2 separate regions of the Homo sapiens genome follow, and region 2 is linked to region 1. Evidence: chromatin contacts called from ENCODE Hi-C or POLR2A ChIA-PET data. All regions are on one chromosome and are shown on one strand. Each heading gives the region's core, a stretch centred on a gene start or an enhancer-like site at or near the end of the contact. The rest is flanking DNA. Distances are from core to core; before and after follow the strand shown. Region 1 holds the start of COL6A2 (collagen type VI alpha 2 chain). Region 2 holds the start of YBEY (ybeY metalloendoribonuclease).

Evidence for each region. Hi-C counts contacts between places; a loop is a spot of excess contacts on that map. ChIA-PET counts read pairs that join two places held with the same protein, here RNA polymerase II (POLR2A). Pooled maps may share reads with other maps.
Region 2: a loop to region 1 is called in a pooled map, with 7 times the contacts of the local background. The contact joins the promoter of YBEY here to the promoter of COL6A2 in region 1. A Hi-C loop is called at or near these places in 4 of 50 pooled maps. POLR2A ChIA-PET finds 5 or more read pairs at or near these places in 2 of 52 experiments (H1 and WTC11).

What each region holds. Positions count from the first base shown.
Region 1 is chr21:46,096,220-46,101,065 of GRCh38, forward strand. COL6A2 (collagen type VI alpha 2 chain) reads left to right here and starts at 1,893. Exons shown (of 28, transcript NM_001849.4): 1 at 1,893-1,954. It overlaps COL6A2-DT (COL6A2 divergent transcript), which reads right to left and starts at 1,426. Exons shown (of 2, transcript NR_186433.1): 1 at 1,253-1,426. RefSeq lists an enhancer at 1,716-2,010.
Region 2 is chr21:46,282,992-46,287,837 of GRCh38, forward strand. YBEY (ybeY metalloendoribonuclease) reads left to right here and starts at 3,351. Exons shown (of 5, transcript NM_001314025.2): 1 at 3,351-3,424; 2 at 3,879-4,132. The coding sequence starts at 3,923. It overlaps MCM3AP (minichromosome maintenance complex component 3 associated protein), which reads right to left and starts at 2,620. Exons shown (of 28, transcript NM_003906.5): 1 at 1,077-2,620; 2 at 624-847. The coding sequence starts at 2,295. RefSeq lists silencers at 2,985-3,214, 3,565-3,674.

The sequences.
Region 1 (4,846 bases), core at 643-3,142:
AGAGAGGCCCTTTGTTCTCACACCAAGCCTGATGGGCAACCGTGGGTAACGTCGCAATCTCCATTCATCCCTCTGTGGAGCATCAACCCCACTCCCCCCATGCACTGAAAGGGGGAAACTGCCACACCCACAAGGCCTCCCCTTCCACCAGGAAAACGTCCCAGATCACTCTTGGTGAAAACATTTAACAATTGGGGCCCTAACTTTGTGCCAAAGATTACCCATATCCCCACATCAACCAGAATGGTGTCCTCGGTGTTGGCCGGGAAACGGCCACCGCACCAGCTGAGTCTCAGGCCCCTCCTGCACCACTTGTGTTAATTGGGGTCTTCCAAGAGGCAGGTGCCATGGAAGCTCTGACGTGACTGGAGATTTATCAGTGCAATGTCTGTGAAGGATGCTGGGGGGGTGGCCAAAGAGGACGGAAGCCTCAGACCACAGGTGAGACCCCTGTGAAGGAGATACGGGGAGCCTTGGCCAGCACGTGCCCCTAGACAGTGCTGGCCAGGCCGAGGGAGAACTTCTGGAGCCAAGGTAACCCCTAAAGGATTCTGGTCTTGTGAGGAGGGGCCTGGCTTCCCCCTGGGAGCTGCTGGCTTGGAAGCAGGAGGCATTGCCCAGGTGAGAGTTCGGCATGGACCCAGGGGAGTGGCACACGGTGCCCGCCGTCAGCTGTGCTCAGGAGCAGCAGGCAGGAGCCCTGGACTCATGGCTACCATGTGGCTGCCACACTCAGGCACACTTAGGCACATACACTCACACTCAGGCACACTTAGACACACACATTCACACTCAACCTCAGACGCAGACACACACCACACACTCACAGATGCACACAGTCTCAGACACAGACACACACCACACACAGATACACACACCACAGACTCAAACTCAGTCTCAGACACAGACACACACCACACACTCAGATGCACACACCACACACACTCAGTCTCAGACACACACACACACCACATTTGCAAACCTGCTCATCAGAAGAGGGACCTCGCCCCCAGCCGCTCCGCCACCTTCCAGGACAGCTCTGAAGGGAGCCCTGTCCCGGAGCCCAGGGACCTCTCCCCAACCCGGCTGCGCCTCACCTCAAGGAGGAACCCCGGCCCTGGCTGGGGGACTGTGACCAGGGTGGGGAGTGGGGACCCCAGACAGAGCCCTACCAGGGACCCCTGTCACTCTGTCCCCGGCTGGGCTCAGGTGGGGACCTCACGGTGGTCCCAGGGCCCAGCACCAAGCCCACCTGTGGTTTCCAGCGGGAAAGGGGTGGCAGGGGTGGCTCGCCGCATGCCCAGGCTCTGCCCCAACCTCCGCGCCCAGGCTCTGCTGTCCCTGCCCTCCCGGCTCCCCACCCTCAGGCCCCAGGAGCGGCAGTTTCTGCAGGAGCTCCTGACCCGGGGCCTCTCGCGGGAGGCCTGAGCAAGCCGGACACAGGACACGGGGTAGGGGAGGGGTCGGGGGGCTGATGGGGGGAACCCTGCACCCCCCAGGGCAGCTGCTACCAAGGGGCGAGTCCCAGGGCCCCCGTCGGCCCTGCGTGCGGGGCGCGGTCCCCAACACCCAGGGCCCCGGAGGCGGACACAGCCCCAGCCAGGTCGTCCGGGAAATGGGGCGGGGGCGACGGGCGGCCGGGCCCGGGACGCGAAGTCCGAGCAGCAGCGGGCAGGGGCTGGCGGGGGAGCTCGGCCCGGGCTGCAGGGGGGTCCCCACCCTCTCCACCTCCTCCAGCCTCCCGCCCTCGAGGGTCCCCGCTTCCCTCCCATCCCCCTCCCGTGCCCCCGGCCCCCTCCTCCCATCCGCGGGGCCGCAGCGCTTCCTGGCGGCGGGGCGGGTCAGGCCGGCGGGGCGGGGTATAAAGGGGGCGGCGCCGGCCGCGGTTCCCTCCCTGCTGCTTACTCGGCGCCCGCGCCTCGGGCCGTCGGGAGCGGAGCCTCCTCGGGACCAGGTGAGCGCCTCCCGGACCCCGCACCCTGGAAGCCGCTCGGCCCGCGGGGGGTGACCCCGAGTCCTGGGAAGGCGGCGGCGGCGGCTCCGTCCCTCGGGTCCCCGGGAAGGGGGACTCCAGCCCCAGGGACGGCGGGGGGCTCGGCGGGTTCGGGGCTCCTCCTCGCGGGGCTGGGGCCGCGCCTGCCCCTGTGGCTCCGCGTCTCTGGGTCCGACCCTCGGGCGCGCGACTTGGGGCCACCTCCCCGCGGCCTCCTCTGGGGCGGAGCCGGCCTGGGCGGGGTGGGGGGGTCCCTGTCTGCGCCCGAGCTCGGTGCTGGGACCCCCGCTCCCGAGACGACCCCGGCACCGCACGCCCCGCCAGGCCCCGCGTCTGCGAGCGGTTCGGGTCCGGCTCCGGCCCGCGGGGAAGACGCCCCGGCTGGCTGGGACCTCCGGGGGCGCAGGGCCTCTCCCCGGGCCGGACGGAAGGGGCGGCGGGGCGGGGGGAGGAGGGGCTTTCGGTGCCCGAGGGCGGGACTGGGCGGGGAGGGGACGCGGGTGGCCCCGACGCCCCATCGCTGCGCCCCTCCCGGCCTGGAGCCCACCAGGGCCCCGCCAGGCCCAGGAGAAGCTGCAGACGGAGGCGGCTCCCCAGGGCGGCGGGACCCGGGCTGACAGCGACCCGCAGCCCCTGCCGGGCCGCCCACACCCGCCCTGGGACTCCGCCGGGGCGCTGGTGGAACCGCTGGGCCTGGGTCTCCACTGCTGGCAACCGAACGGATCGGCCCTCTGTGGAGCCGCAGGTGTGCGGGCGAGCGGCGCCCATCCGGGCTGTGCCAGCAGAACCCCGGTGCCCGCGCCTAGGACGCCCCTGGAGAAGGGACCTTCCCTTTGGGGTCGGAACCCAGAAAGGAGGGGCCTGCGATCCGCGGAGCTCCTTGTTCTTGGGATAACACAGCTCTGGCTTGGAGGCCCCCTTGCACTTCGACTCTGGTGATTATTTCAAGAAAGGCCAGACCGGGCACGGTGGCTCACGCCTGTAATCCCAACACTTGGGGAGGCCGAGGCGGGCAGATCACCTGAGGTCAGGAGTTCGAGACCAGCCTGGCCAACAGGGTGAAACCCCGTCTCTACTAAAAATACAAAAAAAAATTAGCCGGGCGTGGTGGCAGGCACCTGTAATCCCAGCTAATCGGGAGGCTGAGGCAGGAGAAAATCACTTGAACCTGGGAGGCGGAGGCTGCAGTGAGCTGAGATCGCGCCACTGCACTCCAGCCTGGGTGAGGGAGCGAGACTGTCTCAAAAAAAAAAAAAAAAAAAAAAAAAAAGGAAAGAAAGGCCCGGTGAGATGCTTTCTCTTAAACACGGCCCTGCACGTTGAGTTGCTGCCTCCTGTGGCCTATTTCACGTTTATGCAAAGTCGGGCGCCTGATGCGGGGCTCACCCGCCACAAGCAGGGGTCCTGGTGCTGCTCATGGAAGGGGCCCTACCCAGCCCGCGGGGCACTGGCTGGGACGGGGCTGCCCAGGTCCGCCCAGGATCCAAACACCCAGCCCCGCCCAGCGGCCCTTCCTGGCCTGCAGTGGAGGCTGTAATGGGCAGGGGTGGTGGGAATCCCAGCTCACAGGGCGCCTGCTCTTAGAAGGGCGGCATCTGGGTCCAGAGGTCAGAAACGTCAGATGCCCATCCCAGAAGTGGCGGGGAACCTGTCTCCACAATGGATAGCAGCACTGTCTTTTTTTTTTTTTTTTTTTTTTTCTCATTTCATAGATAAGGAATGATGCCTTGTTGGGGGGTTTGTTCTGCATGTCTTTGGTTTTTGTGCAGTACAAGGCTATTTGGGCTGTTTGATCACTGACCGTGTGTAGTGATGTGCATTGCCTGGTTGTGATGTCCCCATGTTCCTAATGGATGTTCGCTTTTTGGGTTTTTTTGGTTTTTTGTTTGTTTGTTTGTTTTTTGAGACAGGGTCTTGCTCTGTCACCCAGGCTGGAGTGTGGTGGTGCTATCACTGCTCACTGCAATCTGCACATCCCTGGCTCAAGCGAGCCTCCACCTCAGCCTCCGAGTAGCGGGGACTACAGGCATGCACCACTGTGCCCAGCTAATTTTCTTTTAAGAGACGGGGTCTCACTATGTTGCCCAGGCCATGGATGTGTTTGTTTGTTTGTTTGTTTGGGGTGTTTGGGGGGTTTTTTCTTTTTTTATTGATTTGAAAAAGCTTTATTTTCCCGAATTTTTTATTGTGGTATACAATATAAAATGTACTGTCTTAACCATTTTTAAGTGTGCAGCTAGTTCAGCGACAGTAAGTACATTCATAGTGTTGTGTAGCCATCACCAAGGTCCATCTCCGGAACTCTTTTCCTCTTGTCAAACTGAAGCCCATGGAGCACCAACTCGCATCACCCCTTCCCTCCCCTGGCAGCCACCATCCTACTTTATGTTTCCAGGAATTTGGCCATTTAGGTGACTCATATGAGTGAAATCGTATGAAATGTCTCCTTTTGTGACTGGCTTATTTCACGTGGCTTAATGTCCTCCAGATTGATCCACACTGTAACGTATGTCAGCATTCCCTTCCTTTGTAAGGCTGAGCAGTATTCCACTGCATGCATGCCCTGCATTTTGTTTACCCATTCGTCTGTTGCTGGACACTTGTGTTGCTTCCACGTTTGAGCTACTGTGAATGATGTGGCCATGAACACACCACACAGATACCTCTTGGAGATCCCACTTTCACTTCTTTTGAGTATGTTCCCAGAAGTGGAAATGTGGATCATTTGATTTTTTCATTTTTTTGAGAATTAATTGCCTCACTGTTTCCCACGGTGGCTGCACCATTTTGCTTTCCTGCCAACAGTGCACAAGGGTCCAGTTTCTCCACATCTGCACCAACAGGTGTCATTTT
Region 2 (4,846 bases), core at 2,101-4,600, 190 kb after region 1:
CTCGGCTCACTGCAACCGCCGCCTCCCGGATTCAAGCAATTCTCCTGCCTCAGCCTCCCGAGTAGCTGAGATGACAGGCGCGAGCCACCACACCCAGCTAATTTTTTGTATTTTTAGTAGAGATGGGGTTTCACCGTGTTAGCCAGGATGGTCTGGATCTCCTGACCTCATGATCCGCCCACCTTGGCCTCCCCAGGTGCTGGGACTACAAGCGTAAGCCACCACGCCCGGCCAATTTCACTTTTTCTGTATTGTTTGAACGTTTACAGCGATCATCTTCTATGACCAAATAAAACAAAAACAAAACCAAAAAACTCAACTTCCAAAAGTACTATGTGGTTAGAGCCTTTCAGAAGAATTTCTGAATTTCTAAAGCCTTTCAGAAGAATTTCACTTCATGAGAACAACTCTCCCAGCATTTCTAGAGTACTATATTCTGTAGGGACCTAGAATATGCCAAGTTATGAAATAAATAGTGCTATCCCAGCCTATGCTAATAAGATATTTGAGTACTTTCTCTATATTATAGTAAGCAAACAACTGAGGGACCAAAAAAAAAAAACAGGTTTTAAAGTGACAAGGTTCAAATCTAGGGTAACAAATGGCAAGATGGGAGTACTCACATGATCAAAGAAATGTACCACTGCAAGCTTTTTGCTGCGCCTGGTAAAGATGCGCTGCACTTTAGCAATTTTGCCAAAATGGTTCTCCAGAATGGTCCTGTCGTTGAGGTAGTCAGGGATGTTCTTGCACTGGATGGCTGTGACTTCAGAGGGAGACAAGCCCCCAAGACTGTCTGTGCTCTCGCTTCTGTTACTCTGACGCGCCGGAGTTCCTCTTAGAGAATCTAGGGGTTCAGAGAATGGACACTTAAACCATCAGATGTTTCCAACAACAGGAGGCACCAACTGTGTCGAAGCAGAGGAAATTTTCAGATGTAAGACCTGCTCCGATGACATGTTAGAATCCCTAATGTTTATGGGAGATTTATCTGAAAAATCAAGCTAACACCCAGAGAAACGTATTGAAAACCTGCCTGCAGGATTTACTCTATGTGCTACATTTTCAGAGCTCACCTTCTTTCTTCTCTCTACTTTCAGTTTCTTCCTCTTTATTCACACCTGGAATCCGGGAAGGTGCCAGGACAGACTGATTCCCTCCTGGGATAGCCATGTGGTCACTTTCTGCAGACTCAACAAAGCCAGTTTCCTTTTTGGCCTCCTTGTTGCCCAGACGACCTACTTCCTTATTGCTTTTGAAAACATCCTGTATCGTCCGACCAAATAAAGTACCTCCCCGGGGTCGATTCAGGCGGACAGGTCGTTTGTCTGGAGGATGATCGCCCCGGGACAGAGGATCCGAATCTTCTGCTGGCTCGTGGCCATGTCTCCTTGGGGAGCGATCCTGGTCCTCCTTCCTTTTCAGTCCTTTCATTAGGCTGGGAAGTGGTTCCACCTGGGAAACAGCTTCTTCACACCCCTGCCTGACACCTGCTTTGCTAGCCTGGAAAGGTTCGCCCAAAACCGCAGATGATACAGGGAAGCTACTGAAGCTATTATTAGAACTTCCAAATATTGACTTAGGTCCTCTCTTCTCTTCCTCTACATTTTGGTTTGACAAAGCAGGGGTAAAGGCAGATAATGAATTATTACTACTAACAGGTTTTGAAAAGGTAAAATTTGAAGTGGTAGCTGAACTACTTGTTACTTGAGGAAAAGAGAAAGGGGCCAGGCCTCCAGGTGCACTACTAATTGGGTGGGAAAATGTAAAAAACCCAGAAGCAATTTGGCTCTGGGTTTTCTCTGGCTCAGATTCAGCCCCCAGTATTGGTTTGAACACTGCATTTTCCAGAGGTTTAAAGCTGAATTCTGTTTTCCCAAAACCAGAGTTCACTATTTCTCCAGCTTCTTGTCCAAAAGCAGAAGTGCTTGGGAAAGCCCCAACACTGGTGGGTGATTTAAAACTAAATCCTGTGTTTCCCAGCACAGATGAACTTGAAGGCCCAGAGGTAGCCACAAAGGTGGAAGTGTGCTCAAGTCCAGAAAAGGGTCCAACACTTGAGGTTTGGGTGAACCCTAATGTTTGCACTGAAGAGGAATGACTTACTCCAGAAGACGCTGGAAAGCTGGATACCTGTGAAAATCCCGAGCTCTTCCCAGATAAGGTACTGTTTTGTCCAAAAAGAGAAGGTTGACCAAATCGAAATGGCGGCTTAGATGGAAGTGTTCCTACATTACTAGAAGACGCCGAAAAAGCACTAGGCTGCTGCCCACTGAAAGGATTAGTTGGGTTCATCTTCTGCTCCAATTATTAGAAGGTAATTAAGTATTATGTGTACAAAATTAATTGGCTTCCTGAAACAGCCTGTAGCACTAGGGAGTTCCCCTTCGTCTTTAGAACAAGCTGAAAGAGAAAAATTCAGATCATCATAGCTATGTTCTGCTACAAGTCTAAGAAAAGAATTTTTGAACACTGTCATACTAAAAGGATAACTATTTCAAAGGCAGGCAAAGGGTTATTATTTTCTGAGAGCCGATAGGTTATTTTGTTGGAGGGTGGGGTAGAGAGTGGTACAAATAATTACTTTGTTACAGAGGTTTAAAGCGTGATCCTTTAAGATTAAAAAAAAAAAAGCCGAATCTTTTTACTGAGTTAGTAAATTCATGAAAAACCTCCATTGGCAGTAAGAAAATGAATGCTGTTCCACCTTACAACTTAGAGACGAATTTCTCCCGACTTCCTCCAATCTCTACAGCCGGAGAATTCACTGTAACGCTGTCAAAACCTTAGCGTTTCGGGATCTCCTCCCACCTGGCTTCCCTCGGAGCGGCTGGAGCGCTAAGCACTTTCTCACATTCCTTCATCGCGCCCTGGCGGCCACCCTCGAGCGGGCTGGAAGGACGAGGGCGCTGCCACGAAGCTGAGGCCTCTCGGCGGGGACGGCGTGCCCGGGGAGCCTAATCTTCCACCCAGCACAGCCCGAAACGGCGGAGGCCACGCGCTGGGCCCAGGCCGGCCTGGCCACTGTCCCGCCCCGGGCTCGCCAGGGGTCGCCGGCGCCGCAACGCTCCGTTAGCGACGATGTGGAGGCCCGGGCGCGCGGAGCTGCGTGGGGGAAGGAAACGGCGCCCCTGGCGCCGGCCCAGCCCCCACGCTCACCGTCTCGCCCCAGGACCCCGAGGCCCGCGCTGCCCACTGGCCCCTCGGAAAGACTTGAGGCGCAAGCACAGGCTGCTGCCGCGACACTCAGCGCTGCGCACCGCGGGCAGAAAACGCCGCGGACCGACTTCCGGTTCGCTCAGCACTACCGGATTCCGCCCCGCCCGCTGCGATCCGGTTCCGCTCCCCACAACCCGCTCTGTGGCGGGGCTTCCGGTCGGGAGGGTCCGCCCGCTCTCGCGTCCTTTGCTGGGTCCAGACACCGGTACGTCCGGGCGGGTTTTTAGTCTCCCAAGCGAGAGCGTCGCATTCACCCGCGTGGGTCTGCGGGCGCCCCAGACCCCAGAGGACCCGGCCCCCAACGCTTACCTGTCCCCTCTCCTGTCCCTCCCCCATTCCAGCCCCTTCTCTCCCCAGCCGTTGCCCCTCCCCGCACCCCGCCGCGTCCGCGCGCCTCTCTCCGCGCGCACCCCCAACCCGCCCCCTTTTCTCTGGGAACCGCTCCTTCCGCTCCGCCCGCCTGGAGTCCTTCTGGCCGGATTCCGCGGCATCCTTCCATAGACCCTCGTTGTTGCTTCCTCCTTGTGGTAAATGTAAATTCCCTTAAGATTTTCAATCAGTTCCACCAAATAAAGTGATCTGATTGCGCGTGCATCTGTATTTTTACAGACCGTATTATCACTTGTACTGATTGGTCTTCTCTTACACTTTAACCCCAGGTTCCGTTGCAAACATTTTTAAAGGGCTGGTTATTCTTCCTGAAATGAGTTTGGTGATTAGAAATCTGCAGCGAGTCATCCCCATCAGGAGAGCGCCACTTCGCAGTAAGATCGAGATTGTAAGGAGGATTTTAGGAGTGCAGAAATTTGACCTGGGGATCATCTGTGTTGACAACAAGAATATTCAGCACATTAATAGAATCTACAGAGATAGAAATGTCCCAACCGATGTGCTTTCTTTTCCATTTCATGAGGTAAAAAAAAAATGTTCCTCTTCTTGTCTAGCCCATCTTCCCAGAGTAAATTTCCTGTCGTTTTGTTTTGTTTTGTTTTGTTTTTTAATTGAGACGGAGTCTTGCTCTGTCACCCAGGCTGGAGTGCAGTGGTGCGATCTCGGCTCACTGCAACCTCCCTTCCTGGTTCAAGTGATTCTTTTGCCTCAGCCTCCCCAGTAGGTGGGACCACAGATGCTGGCCACCACGCCTGGCTAATTTTTTTTTGTCAGTATTTTTAGTAGAGACGGGGGTTTTACCATGTTGGCCAGGCTGCTCCTGAACTGATCTCAGGTGATCTGCCTGCCTCGGGCTTCCCAGAGTGTTGGGATTACAGGCGTGAGCCAGAGCACCCGGCCTAAATTTCATGTATTAATTATATTATAGGCTAGGCTCCATGGTGCCTATAAGTATATATGTTACAGACATGATTTTTAATTTTAATTTTGAAAATTTTCAAATATACACAAAAGTAGAGAGAGCAGTATATTCAGCCTCCACTGATCGAGGCCCATCACCCAGAGTCTACAATTACACTGGTAACCCAGCAGGAAAAAGAAAGGTGACAGCCGAGCGCGATGGCTCATACCCATAATCCCAGCACTTTGGGAGCCCGAGGCGGGTGGTTCACCTGAGGTCAGGAGTTCGAGATCAGCCTGGCCAACATGGTGAAACCCTGCCTCTACTAAAAACACA